Linked DNA regions of Mus musculus: region 1 is linked to region 2. Evidence: chromatin loops called from intact Hi-C (ENCODE). Cell type or tissue: gastrocnemius. All regions are shown on one strand. Links, peaks and the distances in the headings refer to the core of each region. The heading gives the core; the rest is flanking DNA.

Evidence for each region. Peaks named below come from ENCODE experiments on the same cell type or tissue, not always from the same donor. Only the 100,000 strongest peaks of a DNase experiment are listed, where the experiment ranks them.
Region 1: a loop joins it to region 2, with 4 times the contacts of the local background. A loop is called at or near these places in 14 of 42 quality-filtered maps.

The regions. Positions count from the first base shown.
Region 1 is chr5:98,341,579-98,349,030 of GRCm38, forward strand. It overlaps Cfap299 (cilia and flagella associated protein 299), which reads left to right. Exons shown (of 6, transcript NM_001024614.1): 2 at 4,654-4,784. Among named protein-coding and RNA genes, the nearest start is that of Cfap299, 16 kb to the left of the region's middle. In gastrocnemius, for the core only: a CTCF peak has its summit at 3,193 (motif pointing right); DNase peaks (open chromatin) are centred at 3,228 and 3,434.
Region 2 is chr5:99,154,423-99,161,874 of GRCm38, forward strand. No RefSeq gene overlaps it. Among named protein-coding and RNA genes, the nearest start is that of Rasgef1b, 95 kb to the right of the region's middle. In gastrocnemius, for the core only: a CTCF peak has its summit at 3,768 (motif pointing left); a DNase peak (open chromatin) is centred at 3,774.

The sequences.
Region 1 (7,452 bases), core at 2,162-4,661, 810 kb before region 2:
AACAACAACAACCCCGCTAGATTATGATTCCTTTAGATACAGAAAAAGCATTGAAGAAATTCAAAACATACCTTGATAACTTGATAGACTATTTTTAAACACTTATAGAATATTTAATTCTCAAAGTTTAATTAATATTCAAGTTCAACACCCAATGACTGTAGCTGCTATGGGGCATCTAAGCCAAAACAATGCAACGCTGTAATGTAAAGAAAATGCCCTACATATTTAGAAGGAGCAAGAATAGGATTGTGGTTAAAATGCATTAAAATTGACTGACATTTTATTAGAACAAAACACAATTTAACTTAACTTTTAGGGGGGTGGAGAGATGGCTCAGCAGTTAAGAGCACTGACTGCTCTTCTGAAGGTCCTGAGTTCAATTCCCAGGAACCACATGGTGGCTCACAACCATCCGCAATGAGATCTGACTCCCTCTTCTGGAGTGTCTGAAGACAGCTACAGTGTACTTACTTATATAATAAATAAATCTTAAAAAAAAACCTTAACTTTTAGCTTAATGAGTGTGAAGCTAAAAACAATTTATTCACTCGCAATATAAGCAGTGTGATCTCTACGGAAGACACTAAGTAAACAGAAATGAGTGGAGTCCAGAACTTGTGAAGTAAGCATCATCAAACACCCTTGTGTGTGTGACAGCAGAATTACAAGTGCTGAAGGGGAAATATTTGAAAAGATAATAGATTTTTTTAAAAATCATTTATTTTTGTATATGAGTAGTCTATCTGTATGTACACCTGCATGTCAGAAGAGGCCATCAGATCCCATTGTAGGTGGTTATGAGTCACCATGTGGTTGCTAGGAATTGAACTCAGGACCTCAGAAAGAGGTCCTGGGCTCTTAACTGCGAAACCATTGCTCTAGCCCAAGATGATCATTTAATGAAGATTATTAATGTAAAACATCAAGAACTTCAACAAACTCCAAGCTTAATAAACACAAAAGAAACCCACAGCAAGGAATAGCTTCGTGAAGTCACTAGCAAGTAATGAAGACAAGTCTCAAGTGCAGCCAAGACGACACAATAGAGCACAGAGTCAATCAAAGACAATAATGACTGGCCGGAACCACTTCAGACCAGAGCGCACTACCAAGTGTTTTCAAAGTGCTGAAGGGCAAAGAAGCAAAGGGGACCCACACTGTAGTCATTGGCGCCCTTCATGGATAGCAGCAAACTGAGGACAGTGAGCTGTGTCTAGTCCCTGCACTCAGAGTCATGCAATGCACACGATTGCTAACTTGTATTGTATTGTACATCTCATGGAAAAGAACCCAAAATACGGTATTAACTTTAAAGAACTGGGCACGAGAAGCTTAGCTCCACACGATTCTAATTCTGTTCATGGAAACCTAGGATGGCCATAGACATGGAAACCGAGAACAACGATTGTTGTTCCTGAGTGTCAGTGATTGTCTTGGAGTGTCAAGATCATCTGGGATTTACATATTTGGGCAATGTGTTAGTCCAATAATGTCTCGAAGTTTTCTTCAGTAATCATTTTACGTTTGTAAGGATGAAAGCTATAAAGAATCCAGGAGTAGCTGTTACATTGTGAAGTTTGTGGCTACATCACTTATCTCATGATCTAGATAGCACATTTCTGAATCCTGAGACAGAGAAGAGAGAAATTATGTATAATTTAAAATTACTTTTGAGTTTGGAGCTAAGACGAAAGGATGGACTATCCAGAGACTACCCCACCCGGGGATCCATCCCATAATCAGCCACCAGACACTATTGTACAATGCCAGAAAGATTTTGCTGAAGGCACCCTGTTATAGCTGTCTCGTATGAGGCTATGCCAGTGCCTGGCAAATACAGAAGTGGATGCTCACAGTCATCTATAAGATGGAACACAGGGCCCCCAATGGAGAAGCTAGAGAAAGCACCCAAGGAGGTGAAGGGGTCTGCAACCCTATAGGTAGAACAACAATATAAACTAATCAGTACCCCCAGAGCTCGTGTCTCTAGCTGCATATGTAGCAGAAGATGGCCTAGTTGGCCATCACTGGAAAGAGAGGCCCCTTGGTCTTGCAAACTTTATATGCCCCAGTACAGGGGAATGCCAGGTCCAAGAAGCAGGAGTGGGTGGGTAGGGGAGCAGGGTGGAGGGAGGGTATAGGGAACTTTTGGGATAGCATCTGAAATGTATATAAAGATGTAAGGAGCGATGTGGCCGCCACCCCAAGATGGTGCCCGGGACGGCTGCCAGGTCTTATGACCTGTGCCTGACTTCCTCATTACCTCAGACTTAGCCACATCCCAGCCACCTGCACTGCGCAGACGCCATGCCTCGTCCGTCAGCTCGCCAGAGGTGTCGTGACTTGCTGTGAACCAATGGACTGCCATTACGTGACTGGGGTGATTGGGAGGAGTCAGTAAGGGGCGGGGGAGGGGGGGTGATTCCCATTCCTGCTTTGCAATGCGAAGTGTTCCTGAATAAACCTGCTTGAAGAAGGACTACGTGGTGTTGCGTCTTTCCTGCTGGTCAGGGTGGATGCGGCATAAAGAAAATATCTAATAAAAAATAAATTAAAAAAATAAAATTACCTTTGAATTGTCATTCTGATTTTTTGATATTTTTTGTTTTTGTTTTTAAATATATATCCATTTTATATTTGGATGATATTCCTTTAGATAGTGGTGACAGGAAAACTGTTAAGCTGCAACCTTATTCATGAATGAGACTGGAGGGTAGAGAAACGCCATGCCACAATTTTAGGATCCTTAGGATATCTTAGACCTGGGCTTCATTTGGTTGAATAGATCTGCTCTTTAGGGGCATGTTCAGAGACGCTAGAATCCTGCTACATGAGACATCCATGGTGAGCTTTTGTTTGATTCCCAGAGCATTTACGATGTGTTGTAATATATATATATAATCAGCATTGCCAGTTTCAGAGCTATGCAAATGGGTTTGTGTAACCAGGTTAAGACACACAGACATGCAAAATTTAGAGAGAAAAGTAAGTACAAAAAAAAAAGATCAGAGATCCTTAGCATGTAATTGATCACAAGAAATTTATAATGTCTTGGAGGAGTCTTGCTGTCTTGATAAATAGATTCCTATCTACAAACTCATTTTAGAAGAATATTTAAGGTGATTTATACTCAAATCAGTTTTGAAAGCAAACCTAAATCTGCATCGCTCTTTCTATTAAAGATGAATTCCACTAGGTGGAGGCATTTGCTCAGTTTTGTGGTCCCCGTTAACTAAACACAGCAACAGTGAAGTCTGATATTTGAAAAGTATTTTAAATTAGTTACTACTGATGTATCACTTTTCATCTTAAATGTAATTTACATATTTATCAAATTGATCTCAAAGATAAATAAATTCAATCATTTCACTAGGTAAAAAAAACAAAAAAAAAAGTAGAGCATCCGAAGCAAGCCTTAATGCTCCTGTGTCCCGAGCATGGCCATGGCCTGGTGAGCGTGCGCACATTGTCCTGTGGGGTTTGGCAGGGTTAATGTGAAAGTTATTTGGTGACCAGAACAGAGTAGTAGTCTAGCATTTTTCACGCATTTATTTAATCGTTAGTCCTCTATTCATTACTGTTTAAAATATATTATATGCTGTTTTCATTCTATTTTAAATGTCGTTAAGGTGATTATTGTTGATAAATAAATATTTTATTTAATAGTTTTACATTAGTAACATCATATAAAAGCAATACTTCTTTTAGCTACGGGAAAATAAACATTATTTATTATATTATTATATATATTATTATATATATATATGCTTTTGAGTATGCCATACACATAACAATGATAACAATGTTTATGATATAATTATTTATTTTTCAAAGATTTATTTATTTTATGTATATGAGTACAATTATAGGTGTCTTCAGATACACCAGAAGAGGGCATCAGATCCCATTACAGATGGTCGTGAGCCATCATGTGGTTGCTGGGAATTGAACTCAGGACCTCTGGTAGAGCAGGCAGTGCTTTTAACTGCTGAGCCATTTCTCCAGCCTCTGATACAATTCTTAAAATAACTGAAATATGGCAGGACTAAAATCCTGGTGGTGGTGGTGGGGTGGATCTGTTTCTGTCAACTTCAGGCACCTTGTGTCTCTCATCTTGGGTGTCTCCTTTTCTGTTTTTATTGGTACCATCATTATCCAGGAACAGTATATCTTCTCAGTTAAGTATGGAAATTCCCCTGTTCCTCTTTAGCTGCATTTGAAGTTGTACTGTTCTGGGTCATCAGCTAATTGACTTAAGTCTGTCTGAAGCACTGGGCTGTCTGAATGCACCCCCTTCTCTTTGTGTACAGTTGATCCTCTCTCTTGTATGCCCACCAGTGCCTCTAATTATCTTGCTTTAAAGATACACTGTTAATTGTCTACAGCTGTTTGCACAAATTGTTTAAAAAACAACAACAGATCTTTGTTCTCTGATCCCTTGGAGAAAACTTGGTGGTTGATGTTGCTTCTCTTCTCATCTTATATCTGTGGTTAAAAAAGGACCAAATGTGTCTAATTGTACTGTCAGGAGGCAGGTCTGCATGTGTAATAGCCCTGGTCTTCTTTCAAAGGACACTTAGCTTAAACAGTTGTTTTTATGTTCATTGAAAACAATTCACCCACACATCTGCTGGCTGGTTTCTCCCTCAGGATGAAAGCCTGGCTCGCCAGTTGGTGGAGCTAGGCTACCGAGGGACAGGAGAAATCGTGAAAAGGGAAGATTTCGAAGCGAGAAAGGCAGCTATCAATATTGCAAGACAGGCTGAAAGAACGCAGAAAAAGTAAGTGTCCGTGTTGCACATCCAGATGTTACAGACTAGGGTGTCTTTAAAAGTCCAACCTTCCTTGACTATGACAGCCTGGATGTCCTGCTGGGAGCAGAAAGGCTTGAGGTGCCATAACGTTGCACTGAAGGTCAAGAAGCAAAGGCACTGTGGTATGCTTGCGGTAGTGCTGTGTGGGAGGAGTTGGGTCTACTAATTTAAGAGATGCAAATTCCAAAACATGGTCATGATGTCAATAAGGCACGTTATAAAGTAACTCACTAGTACCAGTTTTATGCATTTACACACGAAAAGTATGTGACATTTGCCTTAGAAGTCTTTGTCCTTTCAAGGCATATAAACCTTGGCATTGCTTGTGTTCTTGAACTTTACAAACACTGATTTATGGAAAGACAATAACTGTCACTGGCTTTCGTTACTATGACTACCATAAGGCAATATAAAATGTATTAAGATGGGTCCTTAGGAACCGGGTAGATAGCTCATTTGGTCCAGTGCTAGCTGTAAAAGCATGAAGACTTGCTTGTGTTAGAGCCTCAGACCCCAGATGAGCAACTTGCCACATGCTGTGTGCTTGTAATACTAGTGTTGGGCGGATGGAGACAGACCCCATCCCCGAGACTCACTGGATGGTTAGCTTATCCTAATCTTTGAGTTCTTTTCTTTTTTTTTTCTATTTTTCCTTCCTTCCTTTCTTCCTTCCTTCCTTCCTTCCTTCCCTCCCTTCCTTCCTTCCTTCCTTCCCTTCCCTTTCCTTCCTTCCTTCCTTCCTTCCTTCCTTCCTTCCTTCTTTCTTTCTTTCTTTCTTTCTTTCTTTCTTTCTTTCTTTCTTTCTTTCTTTCTTTCTTTCTCTTCCTTTTTTTGGTTTTTCAAGACAGGGTTTCTCTGTATAGCCCTGGCTGTCCTGGAACTCACTCTGTAGACCAGGCTGGCCTTGAACTCAGAAATCTGCCTGCTCTGCCTCCTGAGTGCTGGGATTAAAGGCGTGCGCCACCATGGCCGGCTAATCTTTGAGTTCTAACCCCACGAGAGACCCAGTCTCACAGGGCCAGGCGTAAGTAACTGAGGAACAACATGTGAGCTTGCCCTCTGGCATCCACATGCACCTGTGCATGTGCACCTGTACACATAGGAGCACACACTTCTACACATACATACACATGTATATACGTGAAGATAGGTAACGGGAAGACATTCTCCTAGGCTGAACTGCCTCAAACTGGTAAGATAGCTTAAAGGGATTGATAAAATAACTGTCTATTTAATTTTTAAAAAGTCCTTAAACTTTAAGCGTTGGAGATGATGAGTCCTTAAAACACTGAATTATTCTCAGATACAATCTTTTAAAAACACTCATTATAAGTAGAAATTTCCCATATGCTCAGAATTAAGTGATCGGAGCAGGAAGTGAACGTACCCTGGGAGAGCGCCATCTTAGATGACCATTCTAGTGGCTACTGTGTTTCCGAACCACCTTACTGTATTTGAATATGTTGATATTCAGCAGAATTTCACAGGACTGGAATCTGCGATTGCTTAGCTGAATGCTTGTCTGAGCCAGGGTCTGAGGCTGAAGCCCAGTCAGTCAGCTTGTAGCTTGTGATTGTTTTCGGATTATGGTCCTTATTTCTTTGTCATTTGTCATCAGGAACGGGTTTTTGCCACAAGAGGTCGTCCATATTCCTTTTCTGTTGTCTTCTTCCCCCGGCAATAGTGGCTCACCCTTTAACTCCGACCTGGTGGGGAAAGTTCTCTCCTTTAGTGACTCCTGTGATGATAGTGGGCCTAGCTAGATGACCCAGGCTCATCTCAGGCAGGCCTAGCTAGATGACCCAGGCTCATCCTGGAACTCAGAAATCCGCCTGCCTCTGCCTCCCAAGTGCTGGGATTAAAGTCATGGGCCACCACGCCCGGCTGGGAATGATCATTCTTGAAGGAAACTTGTACCCATTACAGGAAATTCATGCAGCTCTCAGTAACTTACACACAGTTGTCCACTTAAGTCTCTAGTTTTATAATTCATAACTATTCAAGTTTTGTATGTAGGGTTGTGTATGTCTTATACAAGACATCAGAGAGACGGACAGAGACAGAGAATTTATTTATATTTATATGCCATTTTTATAAGATATATAAAGTATTTCATATTGAGATGTGTTGGCCATGTTTAAAGTTTAAATTCTGTCTGTGTCACACATCCATTTTGTGTTTGACTATAAAAGTGGATTTTTTTTTCCCTATGTGACAGTCTCTTTAACTGTCCGGAGCTGGAAGTCATCAGGGTACTCAAGTGCCAGTCTAGGAAGGGGGAGGCCAGTCCCCACCCAGAGCTTCTAGGAAAGGAAGGTCCTTTCATCTGCGATCTCTTCTGGTTGTCTTTGTTATGGATGCTTCCCATATGTTGCCTTCTGTCCCACGTGTTGTTCTTTTTTCTGCAAAATCGACTTTAGTGTTGTTGACAGCAGGGCCAGCAGAGGGCGCCCGAGAGCCAAGACTATTTGCTTAAGATAACTTTGGTCATATACTTGGTTGACTGCAAACTGTACCAAGTTAGAGATCAGATATAGTGTGCTCACCCACGTCTTTACCCTGCTGATGACAGGCTCCAACGTGTCACTGTGCTCCTGGTTTAGCAATTGTAGGATGGCCATTTGTAGATGTGTAG
Region 2 (7,452 bases), core at 2,611-5,110:
TTAAATTTAGATCTACAAAGACCAATGCAAAAAAATAAATTCACATTTTTATATATAATCAAGGTGTACAATATAGCTATTATACAATATGTATGCTTTGATTCTGAAAAATCTGAAATACATATTAAGTATATAGAATATCTTTATTTATATTAAATATATTGAGTTTTGGTGTGTGTGTGTGTGTGTGTGTGTGTGTGTACACATGCGTGCATGCTTGCACACGTGCTCAGATGCATTTATAAAGCATGGTACATATGTATTTGTGTATGCATGCATGTGGAACTACATGTCAACCTCAGATGTTATTTCTCATGAGCAACCCATCCTTTTTGATACAGCCTCTGCCACTGGTACCTAGGGCTTGCCAAGTAGGCTAGGATAGCTGACTGGCAAGTACAGAGGTCCTGTTGTCACTGCCTCCTTAGCCCCAGGGCTATAATCACGTGACACTCAGCCAGCTTTGTAGGTGAGTACTAGGGACCAAAGTCAGGCCATTCACAGCAGGTATCTTATCTTACCAAATGAGTTTTCTCCTCAGCCCCTGTACTAACTTTTAAAGGCAGCATTGGAATAAAGTTACATTTATCCCTCATAAAAAAATGTTCAACATTTGCCCTGTTTTTATTGGATGGAGCACAAGGTCCCCAATGAAGGAGCTAGAGAAAGTACCCAAGGAGCTGAAGGGGACTGAAGCCCCATAGGAGGAACATCAATATGAACTAACCAGTACCCACAGAGCTCCTTGGAACTAAACCACCAATCAAAGAAAACACATGATGGAGCTTGTGGTTCTAGCCATATATGTAGTAGAGGATGGCCTAGTCAGTCATCAATGGGAGGAGAGGTCCTAAGTCCTGGGAAGGTTCTATACACCAGTATAGGGGAATGTCAGGACTGGGAATGGGAGTGGGTAGGTTGGGGAGCAGGGGGAAGGGGGAGGAGATAGGGGATTTGGGGAGGGGAAATGAGGAAAGGGGATAACATTTGAAATGTAAATAAGGAAAATATCTAAGAGAGAGAGAGAGAGAGAGAGAGAGAGAGAGAGCCAGAGCCCATGGGATATCTGTTTTATTATCTTTTTAAAATGTTGTATCTTATTTGCCAATAACGTTTTTTTCCCCTACATTTTTCAAAAAAGTGAAGATTCTGCATTCCTGAGCCTCTGTTATGCCCACTGTCCATGTGCTAATCAAGAAAGCAGTCCTCCTGCAGTAGTAAGAAAGCCTGTCCAGTTTGCCACAGACCTTACCATTAGCTTTTGGCTGTTTTCTATGGGGATCCAATGTCAGTTACCAATGTTTCTGTGAACACATGCTGCCCTAAGCATTTATGTGGAATTTGAGGCTGAAGTTCAAGAGAAATGGAGAGTTATTTGTTTATCATTGCTGACCTAGTACTTACCATGTTCATGAATAAGCATGGGCTAACAGGTAGAGGAAAGCTTGCTCCTATCTTATCCTTTAGCGATGAAAGACACTTGCTTGTAGGAACAATGGGATGTTGGCTGCAGACCCTTTTCCTAACCTTTACTGGCAGGTGACTTGGACCACAGTCAGTAGCACCAGGAGGGAGAGTGCAGAGTTGGAACTGATCAAAAGGACAAAAGGCTGAGTTCATTGACAGAGACTCTGGGGACCTTCCCTTTCCAGGTCACAAAATATTTATAATAAAGAATAAGGGACTTATTGAATGTGGTTTTTCAAATGGTAGCCCTCTGCGATCTCAGTGTATGATTGGATGCCCACATGTCAGGAAACCGGAATTCCTCCCTGTGTTCTCCATGTGACCTTTTGCTATCAGTACTCTTCAAGAAATAATGTCTGGTTGATTCGATTTAGCTTTGTAGGAATAAATACCACTGATATGTAAAATAACACAATTTTTCCAGAAGGCCCCTGCTTTATAATACTTTCTTGTGCTTAGAAGAGAAGCAGAAGAAATTACAAGAGAACCAGAGAAATCCATTGATCAGGGCTACCACCTGACCCAGTCAATCCATTGATCAGAAATCCATTGATCAGGGCTACCACCTGACCCAGTCAAGATTACAGTGCTCCTGCTCAGTGGTCAGTGAGGGACAGAGACAAAATCCAAACTAGATTCCTGTCTCCCTCCAGAGTCAATCATGCCAAGTGGGAGAATAATTCATAAAGCCTTCGGAGCAGAAACCTGCATTGTGAGCCAAAAAGAACGCACTCAAAAGACCATCCATGATGTTGAGGGAAAAAAAAAAACCAACTCATAGAATGAAGGCTTTGTTTTTTCTTCTGTTTCTTTAGCAGCAGATTCGCTCTTCACTTCAGCCTACACAGCCCGACTTGATGAGCTGAGGAGGTTCGTCCTTCAGGCTTTGGCTCTGCCATGCAAGCCCTATAGACACACTCAAGGCCTTTTGTGCTAGCCTGGAATGCTGTGTCTGCACACAGATGGTTCGCAGTCATCCTGCTATCTCAGCTTTAATAACCTCCTCAGAGATGACTTCCTTGACCACCCCATCTTAAAGTACCCCAACTTCCATCTCTACTTCAGTTGAACATTATCAGAAGTTATCTAGATTACTCTCTCATGCACTGTCCACTTTCTCTACTTGATAACGTGCTTTATTAGAGCCAGTTCCAGACATCTATGCATCATCATGTTCCCAACAAATGACACCGGGTAAGTCTTCAGTAGCAAATTATTGGATGGAGGAATAAATACAAGAGATGCTTATGGGCTTATGTGTTTAGAAGCAGGGTTTGACAAATCAAGAGGCAGTCCTCCTAGGCTACCTTTCACTTGGATACGGCTTCTATCTCAGCAGAGCACTTTGGAGGGAAGAAGAGAAGTAGGAACCAGCTGCCATGGCTCTCCTGAGCCTTGCTTTCTATCCCTCCAATATGCTTACCTCCTGTCTTTTGTGTGTGAGGAGCTTGGAAGACACAGCCCACCAGCTGAAACAGACCTTCTCTGGCCTGCAGGGCTCAGTTAACTCCAGCCCAAGTAGGTGGTGGGCAACATGTTAACCAAAGTACATCATCATTTCCCATTTTCTCCACCTTCTCCAGCTGGGCCCGATTACTCCTAGTCCCTTTCTCTCCCTTGGGAGACTGACTCTAGAATTAAAAGGCTTGAAAGGCAAGGTTTATCCCCAGCTGTGAGCTATAGGGACACACTCACATTTACTGAGGGGCTGAGCAGCTGAGGCAGGCAAGCAAGCTCCTCAGACGACTCATTTCGTTGAAACTTCACACCTTCTCCAATGACAGTGAGCACTGTCCACCCATCTCAGGTGAGCAAACCACAGCTCAGAGACTTCGCCCTCCCAACACTGTCAAAATGCAGGGTAAACCAGAAGTGATACTGAAGTTGAGATCAGTCTGGCTCAAAGGACTTGCAGGCATCATCAGCCCAAATGAGTAGACCTATACCAAACATCACCCCAGTGAGTAGACCTACATACCTAATTTCATTTTGGTCTTTGGCATGCTGTTCTCACTTTAACTGAGTAACTGGTTCCTGTTCTCTTTCATTATTGTATGGACGATAAATATCTGAGTATATTAATCTAATTTTCTCTAGATGGCCACCATGAAATCTAAGAAAATGAGGTGATTTCTGTGCATGTTTTATGAAGGGAATTGAGTAAATGCATTTTTGCCTGTCTACTTCCTAAGACTCTCTCCTTGCCTACTTCAGGAGGCTCCACCTGCAACCCCCAACCAGACCAAAGCCATTTTAGTAGGTTCTGCAAAGCAAGTGGCTCCTGGCCGGTCTACACTTTCTGTGCCCTGCTGACCCCTAGTGGTGAAAGTAAACTTAGCTTCTCTGTGCTTCTGTTTCTCTGTTTCTCTAATTCCTCTCTCTCTCTCTCTCTCTCTCTCTCTCTCTCTCTCTCTACATATACATATACATATACATATACATATACATATACATATACATATACATATACATATACATATACATATACATATACATATACATATACATATACATATACATATACATATACATATACATATACATATACATCATATACATATACATATACATCATATACATATACATATACACATACATATACATATACGAAAAAGGAGAAGGCAGCAATGAGACTCCAGAGGATGTCTTGGTCACAATCATTAAGAGACACTTGTTTATTGTAACTCATTTTGGAACTGGCTTGTGAGAAAGTCGGAACTCAGGAGTCAAATCAGTGTGAGGTTGTGGAGTGGGCCATGCTGCCTAAATCAACCTGTCCTTCTGCTTTCCTTCTATGAATCAGCAGTTGTTCTAGAAACTCAGAGATGACATTGGTTCAGACCACAGAGTTTGAAGAAGAGCTCTCAAGGGTGACTTTCACTTTGATGTGCATGCAAAGCCAGAAACAGTTCAAAGGTTATAGACAAGGCAAGGGTTGCAAAGGTAGAGGCTGGCTGCTGAAGCGTCCCATGCCCATCCCCAGAGTGCATCTAAACTCGGCAGCTAGTTAGCTCACTTGGGTGCTGTACTACCACTCATGAAGAGGGAGCCAGACTCGGAGATGACAAGGCACTCTGTGGACCACTCTGAAGCTGCTTCTCACAGAGAGACTGGAATGCCCTTCAGCTGAATGGGGCTTTAAGTACAAGAGGCAGTGAATGGATATGGAATGGTCCCAGGGGAACAAGAGCTACTTTCTAATCTAAAAGATCCCTGAATCTATAGGTGGATGTACTTCCTTAGAGGCTCAAGATGGTCATGTGCATAGTTACAGTCAAAGAAAAGTAAAATGCCTAGTGAGTCTTCGAATCTGAAAAGATAGTGTATCCTTGGGAAGATGGGACGGTCTTCATCTTTCTTACATTGTTTCCTTTTGTTTTTTCAATAGCTGGAAAACAGACTGGAAACCTGCAGGTGCTACATCCACTTTGTAACTATAGACAACAGGCATAGAAGTGAAGGCTTAAATGTTAAAGGTGGTGGGGGCGGGGGTCACAGTGCATTGCTGGCTGCCCATCCCTGCAACTTTTGTGAGACGTGCCCTAATGTTTAAACCGTTCTTGTACAGGTTGTCTCAGCTTGAGCTTCAATAACAAACGACTACAGATCGAGTGGTATAAACAACAGAATTTCATTTCTCTCTGTAAAGGCTAGATGGCTAAGATAGGAGCCGGTAGGCTCTGTTCCTGGTGAGGCCTCCCTTCTTGACCTGAAGACAGCTGTCTCCTCAAAGTAAGTGGGTGGCCTTCCTGAATGAATGCACCTGTTAAAGATGTCTCTTTGTCAACAAATGCACTGATCCAGTTATGCAGACATATCCTCATGGCCTTCTACACTGTTTAATTACATCACACTGCAGCCAGGGCTTTGAGGAACAGATGGATATGCACAAGCATAATACATGTAGAGCCAAAAATCAGTATGTCTGAGTTCGGCAGTTAAGAGCACTTGTTTTTTTTACAGAGAACCTGGGTTCACCACCTCCATGGTGGCTCACTACTGTCTGTAGCTCCTGCCCCAGGGAATCCACTTCTGACCTCTGAGGGCACCTACCTGGTGCACATACATATGCAGGTAAAACATGCACATAAAAATAATTTTTGTAGAAGAATTCTTCTTGTTTTCTTTAGCCACACTGTGTATGCATATGCTGTGCTTAGAGCTGCCCCATAAGGTGTTTCAGGAAGGTTATCCTTGTCAAGAATCAAAGGTGAGCATTTGAGATGGTTGAAATTTTGTCAAGATTTATTGTACTAGCCTAAGAAACTAGAAAAATAGTTTGATATTTTAAAGGACTCATTTAATTATTTGAGTCATAATAACTTCAACTCTTTGCTGAGTTCAGGATATAAACAATCAAAAGCTCATTTCTATGTGGCTATCAGTAGAGATGTGTCTCACTTTTTGTTTTTAAAAAAAAATGCACCTATATACTTTATATATCTGCAGACAGTGTAAATACACTAACTTCTTTCTACCACTCAGACTCCTTCTGATGACACTGTTCTCACAGCATCATCTGAGGAGTGATAAAGAGGCCACTGTGGAACCATCAGATTATCTGCTACCAACAGCACCTGAAATCAAGTTTGAACATAAGCTGAGAAAGAGGTGGATTCGAGACAAGCTCTTGAAAGAGCCATGCCACAGTAGGATACAAGATGACTTTGTGTTAATTCAGCAGGAAAGGATCTGGGTGTTTTTGAAAGTGAACTGCTCCCATCATAAGAGATACATAACTTTATGCAAGATTCATGATTGCAATTACAGGCCATACTATGTCTTCTTACATATATGTTCTCTATATAAGAACATATATCACTAGATGTTCTTATTTTTCTGTTGCATAAGTAAAACAAAAAAAGATCTGTAGGAACATTTTAAAAGATTTCAATGGACTTCTGCAATTCTTTTATTCATAACAGTTATAAAAAGCACTATATAGTTCCCCCAGCAGATCCACAAAATTACAAAGCATTATATAGGCACTCACAGGCTTGTAACTAAAGATTTTATGTTCCATGGGAGGTTGGTCCCTTCCTTAGCCTGTAAGCTAACACCTCCCTGCCCTTCCAGCTGAGACACTGATGGAGGTCGAATCCAGGGTAAAGATTGCTTAGTTATTTTGGAAGATATGAAGTGTTAGCATCAGAAACTGCATTCAAGACAAGGGAGAGATTGCTTAAGACTGAAACTTAGACATCTTGTTGTGAAAGTATTTCTTTCTTTCTCTCTTTCCCTCCTTCCCTCCTTCCTTCCCTCCTTCCCTCCTTTTCTCCTTCCCTTCCTTCCTTCCCTTCCTTCCTTCCTTCCTTCCTTCCTTCCTTCCTTCCTTCCTTCCTTCCTTCCTTCCTTCCCTCCTTCCCTCCCTCCCTCTCTCCCTCCCTCTTTCCTTCCCTCCTTTCTTCCTTCCTTCCTTCCTTTCTTCCTTCCTTCTTTCCCTCCTTCCTTCTTTTTTTGTTTGTTTGTTGTCTGTCTGTTTGTTTGTTTGTTTAGACAGGGTTTCTCTGTGTACCCCTGTCTGTCCTGGAACTTGCTCTGTAGACCAGGCTAGCCTCAAACTCAAGTACATTTACCTGCCTCCGTCTCCCGAGTGCTGAGACCAAAGGCTTGTGCCACGTGAAAACATTTATCATACTGTATTTGAGAAGTGATTAAGTTAAAATATGTGACACAGGTATGCTGAATGGCTGTGTCCCTTAGTACTCTATGCTTGGTAAATACACTACTAACAACCTTATGCCTTGGGGCTTACAGAGATCAGTGGTCACATCCTCCAATTCACCTCTCCGCGCCCCCTCTTTGAAGCATCAGAAATGAGGCTGAATCACTATTCAAATACCCCACACCTTTTTATTCCATGGTCATAAATGAAGCTTTGCTACAAATAAACAATATACTTCAGCACATTTATCCTGTTTCAAAGGAATTTCAGATTCACAACTAAAAATAATAACAGACTTTTGAAGTACATTTTTCTGTATG